Regions from separate parts of the Mus musculus genome. Here region 2 is linked to region 1. The links are chromatin loops, found by intact Hi-C in ENCODE. Cell type or tissue: left cerebral cortex. All regions are shown on one strand. Each heading gives the region's core, and the rest is flanking DNA. Links, peaks and the distances in the headings are about the cores only.

What was found. Peaks named below come from ENCODE experiments on the same cell type or tissue, not always from the same donor. Only the 100,000 strongest peaks of a DNase experiment are listed, where the experiment ranks them.
Region 2: a loop joins it to region 1, with 2.8 times the contacts of the local background. A loop is called at or near these places in 2 of 42 quality-filtered maps.

What each region holds. Positions count from the first base shown.
Region 1 is chr2:158,665,091-158,670,463 of GRCm38, forward strand. Ppp1r16b (protein phosphatase 1, regulatory subunit 16B) reads left to right here and starts at 2,045. Exons shown (of 11, transcript NM_001159662.1): 1 at 2,045-2,159. In left cerebral cortex, for the core only: a CTCF peak has its summit at 2,828; DNase peaks (open chromatin) are centred at 2,064, 2,538, 2,874, 3,201 and 1 more place; H3K4me3 peaks cover 3,415 bases; H3K27ac peaks cover 3,815 bases.
Region 2 is chr2:158,847,266-158,852,638 of GRCm38, forward strand. Dhx35 (DEAH (Asp-Glu-Ala-His) box polypeptide 35) reads left to right here. Exons shown (of 22, transcript NM_001372513.1): 20 at 2,217-2,288; 21 at 4,446-4,557. Among named protein-coding and RNA genes, the nearest start is that of Dhx35, 55 kb to the left of the region's middle. In left cerebral cortex, for the core only: no CTCF peak of the experiment used is centred there; DNase peaks (open chromatin) are centred at 3,121 and 3,686.

The sequences.
Region 1 (5,373 bases), core at 96-5,095:
TCTGGAGTCTCAGTTTTGTTTCATTTGTCTGTATGTTTGTTCTTACAGTTTTACCACATTGTCTCGGTCTTGATTGCTATAGCTTCCTAGTAGGATTGAAATGAGGAGGCAGGGGTCCCCTGAGTACAGTATGCCTTCCCTTTGGGTGTCTAGTACTGTGAGAGATGTCAGTGAACTGTACAACACCCAGATTTGGTACCCCCTACCCCAGTCAAGACTTCGGTTTTCGGGGAAGGGGGGGAACCCAGGCTCTAAGTTCTGTGCATGCCTAGAAGAGAGATAGATGGTTTCCCCTCCCACTCCGCCCACAGCTCTTGATGGAAACCTTCTGCAGAGAACAATGGCCCCTCTGGGTTATTTTAAACTTCACTCTAAGCCTTCTCCACCTGCTCTGCTGTCTCTAATTGCTCCAGAAACAGCGTCATTCACAACTGGATTATTAATGAACTGAGCGGGGAGCCTCGGGCACATGAAAGGGGACTTCAGACTTGGGGAAGTCTTCGAAGGACCCAACCAGAGGTGGGTTTTGTTGTTTTAAGACAAGGTCTCATGTGGCACAGACAGGCTGGCCTCAAATCCATAAGTATGCCTGAGAGCTGGATTTACATGTGTTTGTTACCACACCTGGTACTGGCACACATGCAGGGTACTGGTGTACACACAGGGTACTGGGGGCTGAGCCCAGAGTTTTGTGCCTGCTAGGCAAGCACTCTATCCACTGAGCTATATTTCCTTACTCAACCCACAGGGTTTTGCTCCTCCAAGAAAAGTAACTGAGTGTATTCAGCAAGTAGGAAATCAGGCAGGGTGTAGTGACCCTGCCTTTAATCCCAACATGTCTTTAATCCCAGCACTGAGGAGGTAGAGGTCACCGGATCTCTTGCTTTTAAATCCAGCATGATCCACATAGTGAGTTCTGAGCCAGTCAGGGCTGCTGAGTGAGACCCTGTCTTAAAAGAAAATAAAAAGGAAATCAGTACACTTGGTGTTGCTCCCGGCTTTACCGGTTCTATGGTTCTATCCCTGAGTGTTTCAAACAGGATTACGGGAGGATCCCTGAGACCTAAACTGTGAATCTTGTCTGCCTCCCCAGCTGCTTAGCCCTGGGTGCCTCTGGCTCTAATCTGGAGGCTGGGAAAGTGCAGGAACAAAGCCCTTTGTGGAGAAGAGAACCCCATTGTTCTAAAGTCAGCTTTCAGGGAATGCGGATTCCAGAGAATGTTTGGGATAGGGCTTTTCTCTTTGTCCACTTTCTCCCCTCTCCCTGGGGGGAGGAGCAATTTAAAGGAGCAACTTTCAAAATTAGATTAAACAGAGTTAAACCCATTGCCTTCGAGGGAAGGCACACACTGCAGGATCTTCTGCCCAGCAGCCGCCTAGGTTACATGACAGAAACCCAGGGCGTTTGGGTCTTGTTCTTAGCAGGAAACCTCAAGGAAGCAGCTGGGCCTAGATCTTCCGGGCACCTCAGCTGGTGAGAGTCATCAACCTAGGCATGACCACTTCCTTCCTCCTTCTCTTCACCTCCCCTCTTTCCAGAGCGAAAGAGTGACTGGACTCCACGTCACAGGCCATGGTCTATTGCCTTTTCTCAGGTAAAAGACCTATCTATATAGCCCCGTCCTCTAGATAAGGCCTGGCCAAGTTCCTGATGTTTGTGGAGCCTTCAGAATCAAGCTCAACGTGGGAGATTGACTTTCGGGCACTGAACTGACCCCATTCTCTGCTACTACAGGTAGGATATTATCCCTTTCTGGGCCTCACTGGGTCTATCTGTCAAATGGGAATAAAATACCACCCTGGCTTCCCCCCCTGTCTGTACTGGAGGTTAGAGGTGGGACACAGTCAAGGAGAACTATCCTGAAGCCTGACTGTGTCTCAGCTGCTTCCAAATTCCTGCAGCTCAGAAAAGGGGTCTTCATTTGGAGGGCGCTAAGATCTAGACCTTCTTGTTGCTCGGTGACAAGCCCCTTGGGGATGCGCGGGCCCACCCCTTTCCCCCGGGAGCTGAGGCTCCGCCTTAAGGGAGGAGTCAAGAGGCGGCACGGTGGCTCGCTACCCAGCCGAGCTGGCTCTGTCGCCGCACCACCAGCTGCGGCTCTGGGACCTGCGGATCGAGCCGGGGCCGGAGCCGCCCGGGGTAGGGCTCGAGAGAGCGGGTGAGTTGAGCGGCGCCGCATTCCTCTCTGCACTCTGCGGATCCGGCGGGCAGGTGTCTCGGGCCCTTCCAGTCTGGCTGGTGGAGAGGGGTGGCTCAGCCAAGGGAGGGTGGCTTAAGATAATTGGGGAGGGGGGCGGTGGCGGTGGAGTGTGCTGGAAAGGTGCAGTCTCCCACATCTCGCTATCGGATGGGGAGGCTGGTGTAGAGAGTGAATTGGCAGGGCTGCGATGGCTGGATTCTGGGGGGCGATGTGAGGTCCGTGGTCTGTCTGGGCTACTGTCTGCCAGGGTTACAAGGCTGGGTGATGAAACCACAGAACACCAGACGCCCTGGGCAAGCGGTCTACGAGCCCGGCATGGGGGCGCCGCCCCCTCGCGTGGCGGCGCTTGGTCTGGGCAGGCAGCGCGCTGAGAGCGCTGCTCCGGGGGTGGGAAAAGTCCCGGGGGCAGGCGTCCCTAAGGGCAAACCTGACCTAGTGCGGGATCTCCACCCCTAGAGAGTGTCGGTCGGTCCCGGTAGCCCCCGGCGGGGTGATTCCCCAGAAGGGATGCTCTCGGCCTCTTCGCCCGCCGCCTTGGGCGCGAGCTGCGGGTCCCGGCGCCCAGAGCGCTCCACTCCTCGCGAGTCCCGCGCATCCGTTCCCGCAGGGAGCAGCGCCCCCGAGCGCCCAAGACAGGCAGAAACGGCGCAGCCCTACCCCAGAGGTCAACTGAGGGGTCTCCCACAAGGTCACGCAGAGCACCCTGATCGCCCCGAGTGGGAGCGAGGAGCCGGAGGCTCTCCTACCCGCCTCCGTAGCGGATGCAGACTCTCTTCCTCTGCGCTCCCCTCCCAGCCCTGCCTCCAGCTTTACGGAAGATGTTGCTGATGCAGCTTCCAGCCCCGGGCGGATAATCGGGTCTAGGTGAGCTGTGACTACGGCCCTCTCTGCAACCCACTGGAGCGCCACCACTACTGGCCAGGCCTGGAAGCCTTTGCTCTCCTGGAATCAGAAGGGGGGGGGGGCAGAGATGAGGCTGCACAGAACGGAAAGCCGGTGCTTGTGCGCCCATGTGATTACACTGCTCATAAAGGGCTCCTGTTCTTGCTGTCAGAGGCGCCCACCAGCTCCTGGTTCCCGGGAGCACCAGGTGCGGCCTGTGAATCGCCCTCTGTAGAGGACCCGGAGCCCGATAGTGCCAGGCGCCGTTTCCCTCCAGGCTATCTGGGGAAGGGGCTGGCGGTCGCTCCAGGCCCTCGGGGGGTGGGGTGGGGGGACTTCTCTGTGCGCCTTATCCTGCCATTTCCTGCAGCCAGTAAGGTACCGGAGTAGAAACGGCCTCCGTGGGGAGGGAGCTTTCCTTCCAGGCTGAGCTCCGCACAGCTCAGCTGAAGACTTGCTGTCTGCCCGCGGGCCCTGCACTCGGTTCCCCATCACCACAGATCTCTAAGAAGTGGGGTGAATGGTCGCTGTAGGGTAACAGGGAGGCCTCCCGCGAAGCTCTTGGTGCATCGGAGCATCATGGATGACCCTGCTAGGCAAACCCGCCTTTAGTGAGGGTTTGAGCGGGGCGTGTCCCCTAGCCAGGTGCAGAAGTGGAACCCTGGTGGGTGGTTCTGCAGGGGCTGGGATGTGGGGTTCCACTTTTCCTCCCTCACTCAGTTATGTCACAAAGAGCCAGCTTGTAGGAGGCGGTAGGGACCAGTGACTCCTTCCAGCGTGCTGCCTGTTTGCAAGGCCTTTCCCACTCACGTTCTCACCACCTTCTCTCCCACCTGTCACCCAAATCCCATCTTCTCTGCCCCAGTCCCTGGAATTCTGTGGGCAAGATGACAATAGACCACTCTGTCAAGAGTCTATCTACCATTGTCTCCCCCCGCCCCGCCCCCAGATCTTCTCAGCCTTTGGAATGGCTTCCTTTAAGAAAGCCTCTTTCCGATTCAAGGTGATTTTCACTTGTGTCTTAGGTGCCTCAGACCCCTTGGGAAGTCCCCTTGCGATGGGACAATTCAGCCAAGCCTAAACTTCCTGGTTAGAAGTACCAGGTAAGTAAGGCCGGTATTTGGTGCCTATACAGACTTTGGACTCTTCTGTCCATGGAGTCTGGGAACCAGAGCAGCAGAGGAACAGAGGTTAAATTCTAATCTTGCTGCTTGGTGTTTTTATGAGCCCGAGTCACAGAGCCAGGGGAAGCCGAGGCAAGGAAGTGGTTTTCTTTAAGGCCAGAAGTTTCCTATAGAGCACCTTTGAGTCAACGACTTGTCCTATCTTGCGAGAACCCAGTTCTAGAGCCTCAGGGAACTTGTTCTAACCAATAGCAACCAAGTGGACACAGGGCAGCAGATTGCAAAGGCAGCCTGGATTCAAGTGCTGGGTTTTGATCTCCTAAGACACCCTCTCGTGCTGACCTTACCCGCTCTCCTGTGCCAGCACCCTGTCTTCCAACCCCCATCATGCTTGCTATGCTATGGTAAACAGTGGGTCCCAACGGACATTCCAGACCAGGACAGCCTCTCTCTCAACAATAAGGCTGATCTTAGAGATCAGCCTTGGGGGAGGGGGAAGGCAGGCACAAGCCCATCACAGCCAAGAGTATCAAAACCCAAGGAAGCGATATGAGTCTAGTTGAAATGACAGCTCTAAGCTGAAAAGCCTTGGAACTCTGGGTAAAGCTCTTCCCAGCCCCTTCCCCATTTCTCTTCTGGGTAATAAGAATCCTACTGTGGTCATCTTCACGGGGCTCTAAGGACCTGGTGAGACCACAGAACACAGACACGCTTAGTGGGGGTGCTGGAAGGCAGGGAGGAAGTGACTCTTGTTAGTAACACCTCTGTTTCTTTCTTTCCTTCCGGGCCCTCAGATCCTGCCTCCTCCCCTGCTACAGGGAATTCATACTTCTTCTGACTCCAGTTCTTGGGACAGAGAAAGCCTCTTTAGCCTGTCTCCTGGGCAATGTCCTGGGAATTAGGCCTCTGGAGGACCCCTTTCTCCAGGGTCCTTTGTACATATCTCGTGCTTAGCAAGGGGTTGTCATAACCGAGGCAGCTCTGGGGAGGGGCGGTCCTCAGGGGAGAGGCAGGCCTGCAGGCAGAGGGTCTGGTGTGGTCAAAGCTCCCATAGGAAGAATGGAATGAAGAGCACAAGGAGCCCTAGGTTTGAGCCATCACACTGTGTGACAGAATCTTTTCCCTCACATGCAGGTAAGCTGCCTGCTGGTGGTAAAGTGAGCAGA
Region 2 (5,373 bases), core at 301-5,300, 180 kb after region 1:
TGTGTTATTCTTCACCCTGTCCTCCATTTCGGTAGGGTGCCAATAGTAGTTTTTACTGTAAAAACTACAGCATAGTTTAGTCTGCTTTTCTCTAGGCTAAATATCCTGGTTCTTGGAATTGTTATTTTAAGTTGGTTTCTTCAGTCCCTCAGGCTCATTGTGGTCATGTGACTTCTGCACCTATTCAAGGTGTAGCTGTCCTTGTACCCATTTCACAGGGTGGAGTCTAGGGCCCGACACCTGCCAGACAAGTGCTCTACCACTAGACTTCACACTAGCTATGTTAAGTTTTCTTTCTCTTCCTGGGGTCTTCCTTCTCACTATGGCTGGCCTAGAACTTGTTAGCAGACTAGAACTTGTTAGCAGACCAGAATGTCAATACTGAGTCCACATTCTCATTTCACATGGGGCTCATCACCTGCCTCAGTCCCCTCCACCCACCCCCCCCTTCAGGGGTTGAGCTTACAGGTCTTTAGTAAGGGAACAATCTAAGGCTTTCTTCTATCTCCCTTTTGGATTTCATATATTATTTTGGTGTTAGCTTCCTCCCCTAACAGAAATGTTTCTTGTTATTTGAGGCTAGCTCAGATTCCTTTTTCTAGACACTACAGAATCTACTGAGCATTAAGGAAAAAAGATGTGTGTGTGTGTGTGTGTGTGTGTGTGTGTGTGTGTGTGTGTATGTGTGTGTATGTGTGTGTGTATGAGTGTAAGAATGTTTTGTCTACATGTATGTGTATCACATGTGTGCTTGGTGTCAATAGAGGCCAGAGGGTGTCAAGTCCCCTGGTCTCTTGGAAGATAAGCAATGCTCTTAACCTCTGAGCCATCTCTCCATCCCCACTGAGATCGTTTTTAGTTTTGGCAGCCATATCTGCCTCATCTTCCTGGTATGGCACTGTGAACTTGGCAGCATAGCCTGTGGCCTCTGTGGTGTGCAGTGTTACTCCAGACCACATGCTCCAGTCATGACTCCCATGATGCTCTTGCCCATTACACAAGCCCCGCTCCCACAAGGCTAAGCTCCTCCCCAGTGACGCTCCCTCTCAGCATTTTGATTGTCCCTTTTTCTTGACAAGTGCCAACTATTTCTGTGTGGGTAACCTATTTCATGGGCACCCTCAACAAAAGGTGCTCCATTGGAGATTCCAGGTCAGTCATTCCTCTGAAGTGAATTTATTGCCAGCCCACTACCATTTGACAGAGAGTGGGACCCCAGATGCTGTCTTAGGGTGCTGGTGATGAGCCCCATGTGAAATGAGCATGGGGACTCAGTATTGACATTCTAGTCTGCTAACTTTTATGATCTGTTCATAAAAGTAGCTGGCTGTTTACTTTTGAATCGGATGGAAACAAATAGAATTTGGAATTAGAAGTAAGTATTCTGCAGGAGCTGGCCTGTGTGAGCTTGCTGGGCTCAGTCTTAGCTCCTTAGGGTCCTTAGTGTTTAGTGTCTAACTTTGGGCAGTAGGGAAGTCTGTTAAAACTCAGAGTTTCTGTTGTGAAGGGATTATTTTGAAAGGGAACTATAGAAGATAATTATTTTGAAGGGGAATCTATAGAAGATAGACACGGACATAAATATGGGTATCGTGTTTTCTTCCTGTGGGGGCTGTGTCCATATTTGCTCCCCACTCCCATTCTGAGGATGAAGTCCAGGCCTTGCACACGTGAGGCAAGCCTGTGCCCTGAGCTAACCCTGACACCTTCTTAATTCAGCAGGAGACAGGTCTTTCTATGTTGCCCAAGTTGCCCCCAGCCTGAACCGGAAATAGCTGACATTACATCTATGCCCCTCTGTGCTGGCCCGGTTTCTTATTTTGCATGACTTATTCTTGGCTTCTGAGGTGGTAGTGGTGGTGGAGGTGTGTCTAGAGCAGTGGATCTCAGCCTTTTACAGGAGTCACACACCGAATATTCTGCATCATGATTCATAACAGAAGCAAAATTATAGTGATGAAGTAGTAACAAAAGTCATTTTTATGGTTGGGGGCCCCCGCAGCCTGTGCAGCAGCTAAAGGATTGCAGGAGAGGGAGGGTTAGAACCACTGCTCTAGAGAGTCGTGTCGTGTCCGCAGAAAATTCGGTCTTCATACATTCGGGGGAGGAGGTTGAATCAACACATTGTGGGAAAACACTTAAATGTGTACAGCAATGCAGGTTCTTACAGTAAGTGGATACAATGTGCTTCACACAGAATTCTTGTGTCTCACAAGGACTATTCGTGATGACCACGAGCTGCACATCCACCCTGCCTCAGTTCTCTATGCAGAGAAGCCACCCCGCTGGTAAGCCCCTCCCCCGCTGGTAAGCCCCTCCCCTGATGGGAAGCCCCTCCCCCGCTGGTAAGCCCCTCCCCTGCTGGGAAGCCCCTCCCCCCGCTGAGCTTGGCCCTGCTCATCTCTGGGTCTCCAAGCCTAGGCTTGCAGTACAGGTGCTCCCTCCACGCTGTTGACGTTGGTGTGCTGGGTTGCCAGGGTTTGTACTCTTGTCAAGGGTCCCCTAAAGGTAGAGAGTCCTCCAGTTACTGCTGAGCTGCCTTGCGCTGTGCTCAGTAAAATATCCTTTTGAGAAATCTCTGTAAGTATTGATGATTACTTCCTCCCTTGTCCTCCCAACAAAATACTTTTGTTGGTGACAGAAGGATTGTGGGTTGGGGCCACTTGGGCAGTTTGTCTTCTGCAAAAATAAAAAGTGTGACAAGGAGCAGCAAAGGTGCTCGCTGTGACCACAGACTGAGGCTTCCTGCAGCAGGCACAGCATGTAGGGATGACTTAGAACCCAGCTGAAGTCTTATTTACCAGGCGAACAGATTGAAGTCCCGTAGGAGAAGCTTTTCTGAAGGGCTGTGCTATTGCAGTGTGTGTGCACTGTGTGCTCTGCTGTGGGTTGGCACTGAAGGTGCTGGGAAGCCAGGCTGTACAGGTTCTCACGGAGAAGCTAACCCTTGCTCTGGACCTGGTGACTGGCATTTTTTAGGTAGGTCTGAAAGACATCCACACCTAGGTAATAGGGTGGCCTAGCTGTGGCAGCATGAAGGAGGTACCTGTCTTGGGGGCCTGGGAATGAGCTGACAGTGGGAATGAGGTGACCAGGGCTGGTTCCATCTGCAGTGCTGGCTGGGAAGGTGGGCGGGGCAAGTGCAGCAGCAGGAGACAGCACACATACTTTAAGGTGTTTTCACAAGTCACGCAGTTATACCTTCCCAGGTCCATGCTAATTTCAGCTTGTAGTTTGTGTTTATTTCTGATTTCTAATTTATTTATATTGTATTTTACAAAAATATAGATTGTCAAAGGTTAGAAAATTTAAAGAGAGCAACACTGGACTCTTTAGGAGCTGAAAGAACAGTGCATGTGTGGTGAGCCGTGGGAAGGACAGTCTGGGAGCACCGTGTCAGGACCTCGTACCCTGCTCTGCAGGCAGCAGCCTCCCCTGGAACCACTCGCACCCAGCCTTCCTCAGTCAGAACCGGGGTGAGGTGGGGGCGGGGGACTCTTTAAACAAGTCCTGGCAGTGTTTCCGATTGTAGCCAGTCAGATATAGAAGCTTCCTAGGTGGAGTGTGACAGTGGTGCTGACTTTCCAAGGGCTTCTCTGCTGCCGTGAGAAGACAGAAGTCCATGGGCACCAAACTGCAGTGCCGCTTTCCTCTCCAGCTCCCTCTCCCTCCATCCCACCCCCATTTCTCTCCTTCCTCACTTCCCTCCCTCGCTCTTCCCGCTCTCCTTCCCTCCCTTGCTGTGTTGGGGTGAACCCCCAGGCCTTGAGCATGTTAGGTAACTGTTACATTCCCGCCCTGCCTCCTCCTCCCACCAGCCCCGATTCCTTTACTGGTGTTTGAGAGACAAAGTGTGGCTTTTGTATTTATAGTTAATTCTTCCCATAGTTCAGAAACTCGTGTTTACTCTACGGATTCCTGAGTCCAGGGCTTACAAAACATCCCTTGCTCTTAGGTTTGTTACTGGCCCTAGTAACAAACTTTTAGATATGTATTTTTTCCTCTTTAAGATGTAATTATGTACAGTGAAAGGTGGGTTTTGACAGACGTGCAAGCTCCACACCAAACTATATTTAAAATACTTTCATTGCTCTGGAAAGTTATTGTCTGGGTCTTTATAGTCATTTTCTAGTAACTTTCAGAACAGTCAAACCCTTGAGTCCATTTCTGTGCTTTCTAATTAAGTCGTTTAAGTTGTATTCAGAGTTCTCTAAGTGCAGACCATGATCTAGAAAGCCCTTGGTGGATAACTGCAGAGCCCTGGAAATCGTACAGGATGCAGAGTTGCCTCCGAGGCACACTGACCTAACAGCTCGGGCCAGCAGGTTGAGTGAACAGCCCGTGTGTAAAGCCTCACACACGGGTGAAACACACCTGCTGTGGTGAGTGCAGAGACGGCTTGTGGGTCTTGTCATTGTGGGTCTCATGTTTATTCTCTGTTTCAGGGTTATCTACAATGAAGTAATACAGACCTCCAAGTATTACATGCGAGATGTGACCGCCATAGAATCTGCTTGGCTGCTGGAGCTGGCTCCCCACTTTTATCAACAAGGAACGGTAGGAATGGGTAGAGCATGGCCCTAGACAAGCAGTAGCCTCTTCATGGTCTTCAGTCTCTGTGTGTTCTTCAGTAGTACCCTAAATCATTCCCAGCTCCCTCCAGCCCCCCTAAATCACCACTGTACCCCAGAACCTCTGAAAACACCTTCACTGCCTTCATAGGGAAGTGCAGTTACAAACAAATCCTGCAACCCCATAAGAAAAGGCTCAGGGCGGTTGAAACCCGCTATGTAGTCCGCTCCATGCTCTCCCTCCCCCGCATTGTTGGATAACAGATTTAAGGTTTCTGTTTTTCATTCATTGCCCCAAAGTCCATGCCTCCTTCTGACATGACTCAATTCAAAGATGGCCAACCGCGCTTGAAAGACTGGGTGTGGGCCAGGAACTGTTCAGTCTGTACTGTGCTCTCATTAATCAATTTAATCAATTAACTAACTTAAGAAATTGAGTGAATTGCAATGGTAAGTTATGTAGAGTAATTATTATTATGTGAAGTGTGCGTGGGGGCTGGAAGTTGAACTTAGTGATTGCTGATGACTGTAAGCACGCTGCCTTGGAATTATTTTCTGTTAGTACATTTTAACCTTTGTTCCTTTTAAAAACTATTTTACTGCTTTTCAAATTAATGATTTTTTTTTTAAAGTCCTGTAGTTTATTTCTTAATGGGCTTTGCCTCCTCATGGTTGGTCTTGAATTAGTATCACACTGCTCAGCTGTACTGGGAGGAACCTACACCAGGTTGCTGGTTTTACCAAATGGCTTTTGTGCTTTGCTGGTCAGTCTCTTATTTCTGCACATGTTTATACTATGTTT